Linked DNA regions of Homo sapiens: all the other regions are linked to region 3. A link is a contact called in ENCODE Hi-C data. All regions are on one chromosome and are shown on one strand. The core of a region is the stretch at or near the end of the contact, and the rest is flanking DNA. Distances in the headings are between cores, read along the strand shown. Region 1 holds the start of MCOLN1 (mucolipin TRP cation channel 1). Region 2 holds the start of KDM4B (lysine demethylase 4B). Region 3 holds the start of RANBP3-DT (RANBP3 divergent transcript).

Evidence for each region. A loop is a pair of places that touch in the nucleus more often than their neighbours do. Pooled maps may share reads with other maps.
Region 1: a pooled map shows a loop between it and region 3 (8-fold over the local background). The contact joins the promoter of MCOLN1 here to the promoter of RANBP3-DT in region 3. A Hi-C loop is called at or near these places in 1 of 37 single-sample maps with no recorded cell type and 7 of 50 pooled maps.
Region 2: a loop to region 3 is called in a map of B cell, with 8 times the contacts of the local background. The contact joins the promoter of KDM4B here to the promoter of RANBP3-DT in region 3. A Hi-C loop is called at or near these places in 1 of 168 maps with a recorded cell type or tissue (B cell), 1 of 37 single-sample maps with no recorded cell type and 6 of 50 pooled maps.

What each region holds. Positions count from the first base shown.
Region 1 is chr19:7,520,742-7,524,891 of GRCh38, reverse strand. It overlaps MCOLN1 (mucolipin TRP cation channel 1), which reads right to left and starts at 2,268. Exons shown (of 14, transcript NM_020533.3): 1 at 2,111-2,268. The coding sequence starts at 2,141. It overlaps LOC105372261 (a long non-coding RNA gene), which reads left to right. Exons shown (of 3, transcript XR_936294.3): 1 at 1-542; 2 at 1,730-2,050. ZNF358 (zinc finger protein 358) reads right to left here. Exons shown (of 2, transcript NM_018083.5): 2 at 3,867-4,150. The coding sequence ends at 3,943. RefSeq lists a silencer at 2,105-2,234.
Region 2 is chr19:4,966,608-4,971,340 of GRCh38, reverse strand. It overlaps KDM4B (lysine demethylase 4B), which reads right to left and starts at 2,228. Exons shown (of 23, transcript NM_015015.3): 1 at 2,111-2,228. RefSeq lists an enhancer at 739-788 and silencers at 2,055-2,354, 2,665-2,764.
Region 3 is chr19:5,975,526-5,979,696 of GRCh38, reverse strand. RANBP3-DT (RANBP3 divergent transcript) reads right to left here and starts at 1,294. Exons shown (of 4, transcript NR_046376.1): 1 at 1,183-1,294. RANBP3 (RAN binding protein 3) reads left to right here and starts at 1,557. Exons shown (of 17, transcript NM_007322.3): 1 at 1,557-1,636. The coding sequence starts at 1,615. RefSeq lists silencers at 1,164-1,213, 1,264-1,433, 1,664-1,773.

The sequences.
Region 1 (4,150 bases), core at 1,019-3,518, 1.5 Mb before region 3:
AAGGCAGCACACGCCCTATCTTCATGTCCCCATGCTCCTGCCAAGGAAGAGCTCTGAGAGGTCTAAAGAAAACCAGAAAACCTGTGACATTGTAGGTATCTATGCACCCGTCCTGCTCAGAGGTTATGAGTTTGGGTTTGGGAGGTACAGGGCCTGGGCTGATTCCTGCCCCTCCTGCTCACCAGCTCTCTGAGCCTCAGTTTCCTCATCTGCGAAATGGGGCAATAATATGTCTCATGGGAACGCTAAGGACTGGATGCTTATGAAGCATTGATCACAGGGGCTGGTCCATGGTGAATGTCAGAACATTTCATCAATGTTCCCGTTATTGATCAGTGGGGAGAGAATGAACTGCTCCCACTGGCTTTTCACTGGGCGTTCAAGCCTGCTGGGCTTATCCCAACTCCAGCTTCCAGACATGAGCATAGAACTCAGCCTGTATTCTAGGTTTGTCTGGACAAATACCCAAAAGATGACCTCTGGGTTCATTATAACCTGGCCCATCAGCTGACACTCTCAGAAGCCAAGGACCTGGAGAAGAGGTAATTGACAACATAAGTAATAATAATGGAACACATTCGCTAAAGACTCATTTTATCTCCCTGAAAAGCACCAGCTCCTAGAAATCATGCAGCCCTAGCATCAAATCCCAGACCTGCCACTTTACAGTAGGTTGACTCCAGGTACCTCCCTGAGCCTCCATCTCCTCATCTGAAGAGTGGAAATTTTAAAAAGGCGACCCCTTGGCTGGGCTCAGTGGCTCATGCCTGTTATCCCAACGGCTTTGGGAGGCCAAGGTGGGAGGATCCAGCCTAGGTAATACAGCGAGACCTCCCTGTCTACAAAAAAAAAACATTTTTTTTAAATAGTCAGGTGTGACGGCTCATGCCCGTAGTTAGTAGCTGGGACCCCATCTACCCGGGAGGCTGAGTTGGGAGGATCACTTGAGCCCAGGAGTTCGATGTTACAATGAGCTAGGATTATGCCACTGCACTACAGCCTGGGCAACAAAAAAAAGTTTATTAAAAAAAAAAAAAGTCCACCCTCTCCCTGAGCCTTGAGGTTGAGATCCTGAAGCTGCTCTGAGAATTCAGTGAGACACAGCAGATAAAGACCTCTTCAGCAAACACAAGCTGTTCTAATCACTGTTTATTTTTTTCCAGCCTAATGGTTAGATCTAAGCTTTCAGCAACTGCTGGAGTCAAAACCAGTCACAGTAGCCCAAAACTGTCCCTGTCACACCCCCATGGGGATGTGCTTTCTAGGGCCTGGCCCCGTGCTGCTTTCTAGGGCCTGGCCTCCTGCCTAGCAAAGCAGTCAGGATAAATGTGTGCACTGTCAGAACCTCCCTTGCAGAGAGGGACAAGTTCCCGGCCCCTCCCTTTGCAATGAGATGCTGCTGTGGCTGTTTACGACAAAGCCAGAGGGCAGGGCCCGCTTACAGAGCTGAGATTACAGCTAACCCACCCCAGACCCTACTAGCTGGGACACCGGGACATCTATCAGGTAGGGGTCCCCAGCTAGCTCCAGAAGGGGAAGCTAACACAAGGGGTCTTCCTCCAGCCTCCCCGAGGAGGGGTGGCATCAGAATTGGCTAGAAGCCCGAATTTAAGAAGGCTGCGCTTCCAGCGGTTTGGAAAGCTAAAACTGAGTTAATCGCCTGGGGGCAATCCCTCCAGCTCTCCAGGCTTGAGCTTAGGGAAGCTGAGCATTTGTCCCCTGGAATCAGGAGGGGAAGCCTGGGAGTCTCACGTGCGGGTTGGAGAAGCTGGTGCCCGCTGTCTGAGTTCCAGACGAAGTTGAGCAATCGGAACCTAGGCTCCCAGTGGGAATCCCAGGAACCTCGCCGCCCCAGAGGGAGAAGCTGGCGGCCCGGCGCGATCCCTGCCTGAGTTTGGGAACCCAGCAGAGCCTGGGTTCAGGAGGAAGAATTGGAGAGGCTGGTGCCCACCCGCCGCCCAAGTTCTAGGAGCCGTCTGCCCTTTTCTCCACCGTGAAAAGTCAGCGCTGGAGCTTAGAAAAAAAGAGACTAGGAGCTCCGCCGCCCCAGGTGGGAGACACAGCCCGCCCGCCTGAGTTCGGGGCCCCACGGTGCCGCCCGCGCCCTCACCTGAGCCGCGCGGACCCGCCGGGGCTGTCATGCTGGGGCGGGAGCGCGGGACGCAGGCGGGTACGGCGGGGCAGCCTGGGTCCGATCGCCCGCCGCTGTCACTGCGACCTCGCTCCCTCGCGGCGCGGCTTCAAACCCTCCGGCATCAGCTGATCTGTGCCTCGGTCACGTGACCCGGTAGCCCAGAGCCCCTCACGTGACCGCCTCTGGTCCCGCCCCCTGCGCCACGACAACCCCTGCCGGAACAGCGCGCATGCGTGCCTCTGCCGGCGCCCTCTGGGTCGAAGGCAGTCGCTAGGTCCTAGCGCCGACGCGCTCTGGGTGGCGGGGGATGGGCTGACTCTGAGTTTGGCAACGACGAGCTCTGCCCTGGCTCCCGGCCATGCCCCGAATCCGGTGCCAGGCTTGTGACTTCCATGTCCAGAGCTTGACCCCTTATCCTCCTTGGTGCCTGGTGATGACCCTGCCTACTATCTCAACGCTGTCTTCCTCTTTCTCCCAGAAACTCCTTTTACCCTTCTCCTGCGCATCTTCAGCAAACACGATTTCCTAATTATGTATCAAATAGAACCACTTATCCCCACCCCATGGCCCCCAGCCCAGAGTCTTCCAACATTCCTGGCCTGGATCTTTGCAGCAACCTCCTCCCCGATCTCAGCCTCCCTCCACTCCACTCTCTACCCAGCAGCCACAAGCATCTTCAAAGAATAATTCCTATCCTTCCTGCGAGAACCTGCCCTCGGCTTCCCATTGCTCTGTAATGACAGGCAGAGTCCCCACTCTCGTCTATCAGGGCCCTCTGATCTGGCTCCTACCTCCATCCAAAGCTCATCTTTCTATAGCCCCAGAGCCTTTGCATACTTTTGCCCTGGAGCGTAATGGTTAAGAATTTGGACCCTGGAGGGCAATTGGGATTTAAATCTAGGCACTGACAATGCCACTTCTACATCTTCCAGAGTCCCTTCAACTCCAAGCTGAGCGCAGTGGGCGGTGGCATGCACCGGCAATCCCAGCTACTCGGGAGGCTAAGGTGGGAGGATCGCTTGAGCCCAGGAGGTCGAGGCTGCAGTGAGCTATGATCACACCACTGCACTCCAGCCTGGGCAACAGAGCAAGACTGTCTAAAAAAAAAAAAAAAAATGTGCCTCAATTTTCTCATTTGCAAAATGGGGATATTCAAAGTCATCTACCTACTGGGGCTGTTGAGAGGATTAAATGAGAGAATGCAAAAACTATCGCATAAGGCTGGGCAAACAGTACTGATTATTAAATTAGTGATTATTGGGATTACAAAATCCTTCATTGAGAAAGCTGCCTGCCATTTATATCAGAAGTCTTGTTATGCTTCTCCTAGAATGTACTATACCCCGTAATTATTTTTTAAGTATTCTGAATTTAGTATCTATGAGCTCCATGCAGGTCGAGGCCATATTTATCTTGTTCCCTGCTGAGACCCCAGCAATCCAGAGATGTTTGTTGATTGCATAAATGAGCAACTTTTTTTGTCCACTTGTATACCTACTGTATGGGCTTTGAAGAGCAAGGGGTAAGTGAGAGGAACAGAGAGTGGTGACTAGTGGGATGGACCAGGATGAGACACTGTGGGTTAAGCTGGAAAGTCTAGCTGGTGGGCCCAAGAAGGAAGCCAGGACACTGGAGCTCCAGATTGTGGCTGGCCCTGGCCACAATGTCCCATCTCCGGAGCAAGGGGCTGTGCTCAGAAAGAAAGCACAAAAGGCAAGCCACGACACAGAGCCCGGAGGCAGTGGGAGGATTTTACTGACTGCACAACACACAACTTCCCCAGGCCCCCGAGGATGCCGGCGTCTCCTTCAGCCATCAGGCCCCAGCAGTGCCCCTTGCTCCTGTACCCACTCTGGACTCTCGCCGGTAGGGAGGGCTGGGCTGACAGTGCCACGAGTGGGAGAACAGGGGTCAGGGCAGGACACAGGGTTGGGATCAGGGCTGGGCACAGGATCAGGGTCTGGGCTGGGCACAGGATCAAGGTCTGGGCTGGGCACAAGGTCGGGACCAGCGTCG
Region 2 (4,733 bases), core at 979-3,478, 1.0 Mb after region 3:
CAGAGGGCTCCTGCAGGACGGGACAGGGACTGAAGACAGGGCAGGAGGCTGAGGAAGGGTCTCTTCCACGAGACAGAAAAGTACAACAAAGGCCAGGCGGGGTGCTGTGCGGTGGCTGATCAGCTATACCTTTAAGCGCCAGCAGTTAACATCTTGTTAGCAGCCCCCTCCCCAAAGAGGAAAGGGTTAGAAAATGCGAGCAAACGGATTGTTACTAAGACATATATATTTCAGGTCTCAGCAACTAAACACACACGTGCACACGCAGGCACCCGCAGCTCCTGACACAGTAGACGCTTCCACCAAAACAGCCTGTACACAGACACCCGTCTGTGCGGCAGAATCTCCGTTACCCCCTTTTCCTCCCCAGCGGTGACCTCCTCTAGGCCAGGACAGTCTGACCCGTCCTGGTGTCGCCGGCTCAAGGAGGGGGAGCGCCCGGACCTGCCAGGTGTCCAATCAGACACACGGAGACGAGGCTGGCAAGTCCCAGAAATCCTCGGCTCAGACAGAAGTTGACTCTACCACGGCTTTACGCTCCGACCTTCAGGGTTTCAAAACATAAACTGCAAAGCGGAGAGAGGATGCCCACTGCTTCAGCAGGGGCTGCAGGAGAAGGCTGACCCCGTGTGTTGACAAACCCTCCTGGTGGCTCATAAGGAAGCTATTATTGGAGAATTAGGGGAGTCATTAGCTCCCATAACGGCAGTGATAAAAGCCCATAGGAGTCGTCTAATGAGCCTGCTTTAGGACTGGTGCTGTTTTTAGGAGCATTCTCCAGCCCGGGGACATTCTGATAAATGGCCATTGAGGCAGAGGACTGGGGCAGGGCACCGATCCCTTGAATTCAGTCCAGTATCCAGAGATCCCAAGACAGTGCAGGCACCCGGTGGGACCCAAAGGAACTTGCTGAATACACGCCCCAGCCAGAAACACATGGAAAAAGACGCTCTTCACATATGACAGGATCACTAGGCTCCACGGAGCTGAACCACCTTCTCACTAGTTTCACAACTCGGGGAACACTTCCTCACAGGGTGCTGGTAAATTATTAAAACAGAAGCATCCTCCCCCAAGCAAACAGATGGGATGCACCCAAAAGCAGTCCATGCCTCCACTGCCCCCAGGGGCGGAAAACATGCCCCTTAAAACCTTCCACCGTGCCCAGGTGGACAGAGTCCCCCGTCCTGCCTGATTGTCATGGCCACCACTGAGCGCAGACCTGGGCCCTGGCAGACCCCAGGTCAAGCAGATTTCAGAGCGAGTCCGTCCCCAGCTCCCAGGGGGATGTCCACGGGGGACACAGAAAAGGGGTCTCGGCGGAAGCAACTCCTCAATTCATTTCTCTAGAGCAGGGGCTTCGTTCGAGATGGCGATCAGGCTGGAAGGGGGAGGGACGGAGAGACTCGTGGAGGCTGCCGTTGCATAGCAAGATGATTTTTTTCTAAAATCCAGATTGCATATGCTTATGGCGGGGTGGGGGTTTCGGGTACGTACAGGGGGGCAAGTTTGGAAGCTACCAAGGCATAGCAGGTTGACCGGAGGTGGGGGCAGTGCAGGAGCAATGATAGGCATTTAGGGGGCATCCCTGGGTGTCCAGCTGGGGGGCTTCCCCTTAGCCCCCCTGGCGCCCAAAGGGCCAGAAACGCAGGCGGGGGTTACCCAGGGGCTGGGGTCTTTTTCCTTTTTCTTGCTTTCTTTCAAAAATAATAATAATAATAGGCCGAGGCTTGTCCCGGGTGATAAAAGGGCCCGGCCGGGGCCACCCACGCTGTCATCTTTTGTGCGGGGCGCCGGGGCCGTCTGTGCCCAGCCCCCGCGCGCCCCCGGCCCGGGAAGGGGCCCCCGCTCCCGCCCCTGGGCGCGCCCCGCCATTGTCCGGCCCCGCCGCCCCCGCCCGAAAACCAGCGGGCGCCCCCGGGCCGGGCGGTTAACGCCCCAACCGCCCCGCCGGCCCGGACAAAGCGCGAGGCCCGGCCCGAGCAGGCCGCGCCCGAGGCCTGGGCCTCGAGTCCCGGGCGCGCCCGCAGCCCCGAGCCGCGACGCGGGGGCGGCCATGGCGGCGGGGTCCGCGCTCGGACACGGCCGGGCGGCCTCCCCGTGGGCTCACCTGAGGCGGCGTGCGCGGCCCGGTCCGGGAGCAGCGGCGCGCTCTCCCCCGCCCTCGGCGTCGCACCCCCAGGCCCCGCTCGGGCCGGGCCCCGCTCGGTTGCTGGCGACCGAGCCCTCCGCAAGCGCTCGCGGGGGGGCTTATAAGGCCGCGCGCCAGCTCCGCCCCGACTGCCATTGGCTGCCGGATCCACGCCCGAGCGCCCATTGGCCGGAGCTGACAGCTCCGCCCCTCCCCTCCGCCGGGCCCATCAACACCGCACGGCCCGCCCACCGCGCGCCGCGATTGGGCGGGGACAAACGCCGGCCTCGCCTCTTCATTGGCAGACCGGCGGGGACACGCCGGCGCCCACCCACGTGCCCGCTGACCGGCTCTGTTCTCATTGGAGGGGGCGCACGCCAGCCAAGGCTGCCGCGACCAACCCGACGGCAGCTGGGCCTTGGATTGACAAGGGAGCCTCAGGGCCCGCCCGACGACCGCACAGAGAGGAGCCAGTATTGGCTTGAGGGGCCAGCCCGAGGCGCGGACAGGCTGGGGCAGGTGCCAATCACTGCCCGCAAGCTCCGGGCCCCGCCCTGGTTATCAGGCGGCGGCTGAGTACGTGAGACCCAGCACAGCATCAGCACCGGCCGGGAACGTGCAGGCTGGAGGTTCGAAACCCGTGGCCGGAATGTGGGCTTAGCGTTCCCCAATTTGCAAAGTGCCAAGCAAGGAGACATAGCGATCCGTTTTGCAAAGGAGGAGAACCGAGAACATAGGGTAAAGCAGCAAGAGCCTCCACCCCGCCACCGTAGGTCTATTCCCATCACAATCAACAAACCTTTGCCAAGGGGCAAGGCCTTCGGAATAGTTAGGGTCCCTCTCCCCGAGTTCCCTAAAATGTATGGGAGAGAATGAGCTTTGGTGCTTTCTGACCTGGATTCAAAGCTAAGCCGGGCCCCATGCCTCACTGTGGTTGACCTCCAGCAAAGTAACCTCGCTGAGTCTGTTTCCAACTGTGCAATGGATATGATGGTAGTGGCCACACCCCGTCTACCCGCCTCTTGAGAATGTTGCAAGGATTAAGTGGGATGAGGCACGGAGAAAGATTTGACCCTGTGACTTCACAAAATGAGCATTCATTGTGTACTGGACCACGCAGGGGTGTGAGGCATGCCCCCATTTGGAGTGGCAGGAGTGTAAATTGGGCAATTTGACATTTTCTAATAACATTCTAAGTGCATCCACCACCCGATAACCCAGCCAGCAGTTCTTCCTGGAGGTGATGTACCCAGAAAAAAGGTCTGGAGCTTACACAATTCAAGAATGCCGGCGGCAGGGCTGTCTGCAACTGTTTCCAATGTTTTGCACTAACTATCCATCAGTGGGGGATTAGAGAAGTAACTTAATAGCAATCAGTACTCTGGAATACTTACTATGTAGCAATTGAAAAGGAGGCCAGGCCCGGTGCTGTGGCTCGGGCGACTCACACCTGTAATCCCAGCACTTTGGGAGGTCGAGTCGGGTGGAACACCTGAGGTCCAGAGTTCGAGACCAGCCTGGCCAACATGGCAAAAACCTGTCTCTATTAACAAATACAAAATTAGCCAGGCATGGTGGCGCATGCCTGTAATCCCAGCTACTCCAGAGGCTGAGGCGGAGGTTGCAGTGAGTCGAGATCACTGCACTTCAGCCTGGGCAACAGGGTGAGACTCTGTCTCAAAAAAGGAAAGAAAAGAAAAAAGAGAAGGCCGATCTGTTTGCAAACATGAAATATCTCCCAACCGCTGAGCTAGGGACAGTGGTCCAGAATCCTGTACTCAATAAAATAAATATGGAAACACACACAGAAACCGGTATCATGAGGTTAAGAGCACACAAGCTTGTCAATGCACAGAAAAAGGTACTCCTAAACTGAAGAAACGAACTTAATCCTTGGGGAGAGAAGGAAAGCTGCACACTGGTAAAAAGAGAAGTCAAAGGAGAATTTAAGAAGCTCTGGGTGTTTTAAATTCTTATGGGACCATATTCATATATTCCACATGGAGTTGAGATTTAATTTCAGGTCATGCCTGGAATCGCAGCACTTTGGGAGGCTGAGATGGGCAGATCACTTGAGCCCACGAGTTTGAGAACAGGCTGGGCAATATAGCAAGACTCCGTCTCTACCAAAAAAATTACAAAAGTTGGGCGTGGTGACACGCGCCTATAATCCCAGCTATTCGGGGGCTGAGGCGAAAGGATCACCTGAGCCCGGGGAAGTGGAGGCTGCAGTGAGCCGTTGATTACACCACTGCACTCCAGCCTGGGTGACAGAGTCAAACCCCGTCTCAAAATAAAAAGTAAAAACAAAATTTAAAAACAGGCTGTTGCCCAGGCTGGGTGTAGTGACTCACATCTGTAATCCCAGCCCTTTGGGAGGCCAAGGTGGGAGGATCACTTGATCCCAGGAGTTTCAGGCCAGCCTGGGCAACAGAGCGAGACCTCTTCTCTACTAAAAATAAAAACCGAGTTGATTGTGCGGGCACATGCCTGTGGTCCCAGCTACACTGGGGGCTGAGGGAGGATCACTTGAGCCCAGGAGGTCGAGGCTGCAGTGAGCCATGATCACACCACTGCACTCCTGGGCAACAGAATGAGACCC
Region 3 (4,171 bases), core at 45-2,544:
TGAGCAAGGGGGAACAAAGCAGGGCATGGGAGCCAAGTTCAGGGGACTTCATAAACCTGAATACAAGGTTTAGGATATTCCAAGTTCAGCTGAGAGCCCTCTGGAAGCACTGAGTGGCCTTGATATTTCCATTTTCAGTCTATGTGTATATATATATATATACACACACACACATATATATGCACACGTGTATGTATATATCTGTGTGTATATATATAGATAAAAACAAAGTATATATGTGTATATATATGGGGGAGGTTCTTGCTGTGTCCCTAGGATGGTGGCAGTGGCACTGTCACAGCTCACTGCAGCCTCAACCTCCTGGGCTCAAGTGATCCTCCTGCCTCAGCCTCCCAAGTAGCTGGGACCACAGGCTTGCACCACCACATCCGGGTAATTTTTGTGTTTTTGTAGAGATGGGGTCTTGCTCTGTTGCCTAGGCTGGTTTTGAACTGAGCTCAAGCGATCCTCCCACCTTGGCCTCCCGCAGTGCTGGGATTCCAGGGGTGAGCTACCGCGTCTGGCTGATTATATTTTTCAAAGACTCCTCAGCCTGCGGCCATGTGCAGAACCAAGCCTGGGGCTTCAAAAGAATGCAGCAAAGGATAGCAGAGAGGCCGCTGTCCAAGTCTTCCATGAGATAGATACGGACGATGTGGCCTAGGGTGGTGACAGCCTGGGGGTGACAATGGGTGGCTCTGGGCTGTATTTTGGAGGCAAGGCCAAGTCCGAAGGATTTGCTGAGAGATTCATAGCAGGTGAGTAGAGAACAACTCCAGGGTGTCCAGGACCCTCCCATGAGCCTTGTGAGTGAGGCTGATGGTCCCATTTTACAGATGGGTAACCTGGAGGCGCGCGGTTCCCCTCCCATGAGCTTGTGAAGTTGATTCTCGTAGCTCCGAGGGGTCGAGTCCCTCGCGCCGGCTCCCCCCGCCCCCAACGCCAGCACCTGGGTCCCAGGGCTGCGCCCCCTCCTAGAGCCTGACCACGACCCCCGCCCCCGCCGATGAGCTCTGATTTACCCCCCAATCCCAAGCACCCCGCGCCCTCTCGCCACTTCCCCCGTGGTTTCAGGAAAGCGTTTGCCGAAGGTACCGGCTCCTAAGGCGGGTAAACTGAGGTAGGAGGCAACGCGTCTCCCGCCCGCGCGTGTGGGAAGCCCCCGCAGGCCCGGCGATTTACCTGGAGGAAGGCCTCGGCTGCGGCGCCCTGAACTGCTCACTGTCCCACCGCGGGGGAACCCCGGAAAACGAGTGGGAAAACGAGTGCTTCAAGACCCGCCTCGGGCCGCGCGGTGCCGCCTCACTAAACCTTAGTCGCTGCCACTGCGCATGCGCCCTTCCCGGCCCTTTCCCCGCCCTCTCAGTCGGCGGGAAAAGGAGGCGGGAGATGGCTCGTGCGCAGGTGCGTGCTAGGAGCGCGGCTCGTCAGGGCAGGCTGCTCTGCAGGGCAGGCGATCCGGGGCTCGCCTCCGCGCGGCATTCAGCGCGCAGGCGCGAGCTGGCCGCCTCACACGGAGTCGGCTTGTTAAGTGCGCACGCGCGGGAGTTTCTGGCAGAAAGCAGGCGAGCCTGGGCCGGCGCGGGGCCTTGTGGGAGGGCTTAAGGAAGTAAAATGGCGGACCTGGCGAACGAAGGTAGGGGAGGCGCCGTTGGGGACCGGCTGGCGGCCGGGGAACGGGCGGCGGGAGGACTAGGGGCCACAAGCCCTTGGGGGGAGCACCGCAGAGTGCAAGGGTTTCGTCCGCTCCAGGCTAGCGCCGTGGCGGGCCTTGCAGCCGCCCCCTATTGCGTCCCCTCAGGCCGGGCTCACCGGCCCGGCCCATCACTCCCGGCAACCCCAGCCACTGCAGCCGTCTGGCTAGAGGAGCCGGGTGGCCATCGGGATCGCAGCCCTAAGGCCCCTCTGCGTCGCAGCCAAGCTCGGGGCTGAAGGGGGCGGGAGGCGCGGCCCCAGTGCTTCGGCCACGGATGTAAATAGACCTTAGGGCCTGGTTGTGGCCCGGAGCGCGCCACGCTCCCTCCCCGCCCCCTCGTCCTCCGCCACCCGGCATCTCCCCTTCCCCGGCCTGGCTGCCTATCTCCTAAGCCCGTGAGGCCCTCGTCCTCCGCGGGCCAGCCGCACACCGCGGACGGAGGAAGCCCAGGCCGTTTTCACCCCGTCCCCGCCCCGAACTTCGGCCCCCACTTCCCGCCAGTTCCCCCCGGATCCTTCGGGGCGCTTCGTCTCCCCCTCATTTAGGCCCCGCCGCAGGATCTGGGCCGCCGAAAACCCTGGCTGCTCTTTGGCCCTTTTTGCTGCACTTCCAGACAAGAGACCGTGCGAGTCCCTCCTCTGTGGAGCGCTGACAGCCCACCTGAGTGTTTTTGACAAGGTTACACTTCCAGATCCCCCGAGAAGGCACCATAAGGCTGATGTCTGCTTCCATCCATAGTCGTGTTGCCATCGCTGTAGCTTCAAGACTTCTGAGGCCTATTTTTAGCTCCCCCCCTTTTCTAGTTGCACAAATGCAGGCAAGCTCTCTACCTGTCTGGCTCTGATTCCCCCATTCGGTGCTCCCTGTGACTGGAGGGTTTTCCCTACCGAATTGCAGTAATGAATGAATGATGATAGGAAGTGCTTGGTCTTGTGGAGCATTTAGGGTAGTTACCAGGTGTGGTGCAAAGTCTTGACATACTGTTTTCCCTGGTAGGAGGTATAGATACTGTTAGCCCCATTCACTTGATGAGGAGACTGAGTCAACGTGGTTAAGTCGCTTATCCAAGGCGTGTCACACAGCTGGGAAGGAGCAGGGATGTGAACCAAGATGGCCTGGCTTCAGATGCCAGACCACGGGTGCTCAGTCCCTGCAGATTCTGATTCTGTGTGGTGTTGGGCGGGCGCTGGGCATCTGTACAGGCAGCAGCACAGGTTCTCTCCCTGATTCTTGGCCATTTTATTCTATTTTATTTTTTGGGACGGAGTCTAGCTCTGTAGCCAGGCTGGAGTGCAGTGGCGCCATCTCGGCTCACTGCAATCTCCGCCTCCCGGGTTCAGGTGATTCTCCTGCCTCAGCCTCCCGAGTAGCTGGGATTACAGGCGCGCACCACCACACCCAGCTAATTTTTGTGTTTTTAGTACAGACGGGGTTTCACCATGTTGGCCAGGATGGTCTCCATCTCCTGACCTCGTGATCTGCCCGCCTCGGCCTCCCAAAGTGCTGGGATTACAGGCGTGAGCCACCGCACCCGGCTGCTACATCTCTTTTTTTAAGATAAAGGAGCCCATGGAGGGTTGCAGCATTCCAACTCATGAGATCTAGTTACAGAGGGACTGGGTAAGTGGGAATCAGTATGACATATTTTATGTATTTACATCCTGAGCCCACATAGCTTCTTGAACTCAGGACTCATGTCCAGCATCACATTTCGACATCTCCATTTGGATGTGTCATAGGTAAGTCTAGAGCGTTTCCAAAACAAAATCCTTATCTCCCCCACTACACCTGCCCATCCCATGGTCTTTCACCCATTGTAGTTAGTTAGGCAGGTCCATTCTTTGAATTCTTCTGGCCCCAAACCTTGAAGTCACCCCTGGTTTCCCTCTTTCTCATACTGCACAGCAAATACTATCATTTCTACCTTAAAATTATTCCCAAAGGGGGACCACCACTTCTCCCCACCAACACCGTCAATGCTTAGCCCCCGTTCCCTCCACCCTTACCCATCTGAGAACTTCTCAGCCCATAGTGGGCCCCAATATGTCCCTGTCCTTCTCTCTCGCCACTCTCTGCTGCCTTGCTCTGTGCTAACTACTCTGGCTTTTTCAGTTTTCCTTGAATGTTGCATACACTCCCCGCTTTTAGCCTTTTCTCCTGCTGATTCCTCTAACTGAAACAGTTTTCCCCCAGATACCCCCATGGCTCACTTCTTCTGGTTTTTACTCATATATGTTACTTTATTAATGAGAGCTTCTCTGGCCACCTATTTCAAATTAAATCCATGTTCTCTATTCCGTTCACCCTGCTTGATTTTCCTGTATAGCTCTTAACAATCCGGCATGCTAGATATTACATGCATGTTTGCCCCATGTAAGCTCCATGAGGTCAGGGATTTTTATGTTATGATCACTGATTGCCCCCTTGCATCTAGAACGGTGCCTGGCACAGAGTAGGTACACAGGAAATATTGGT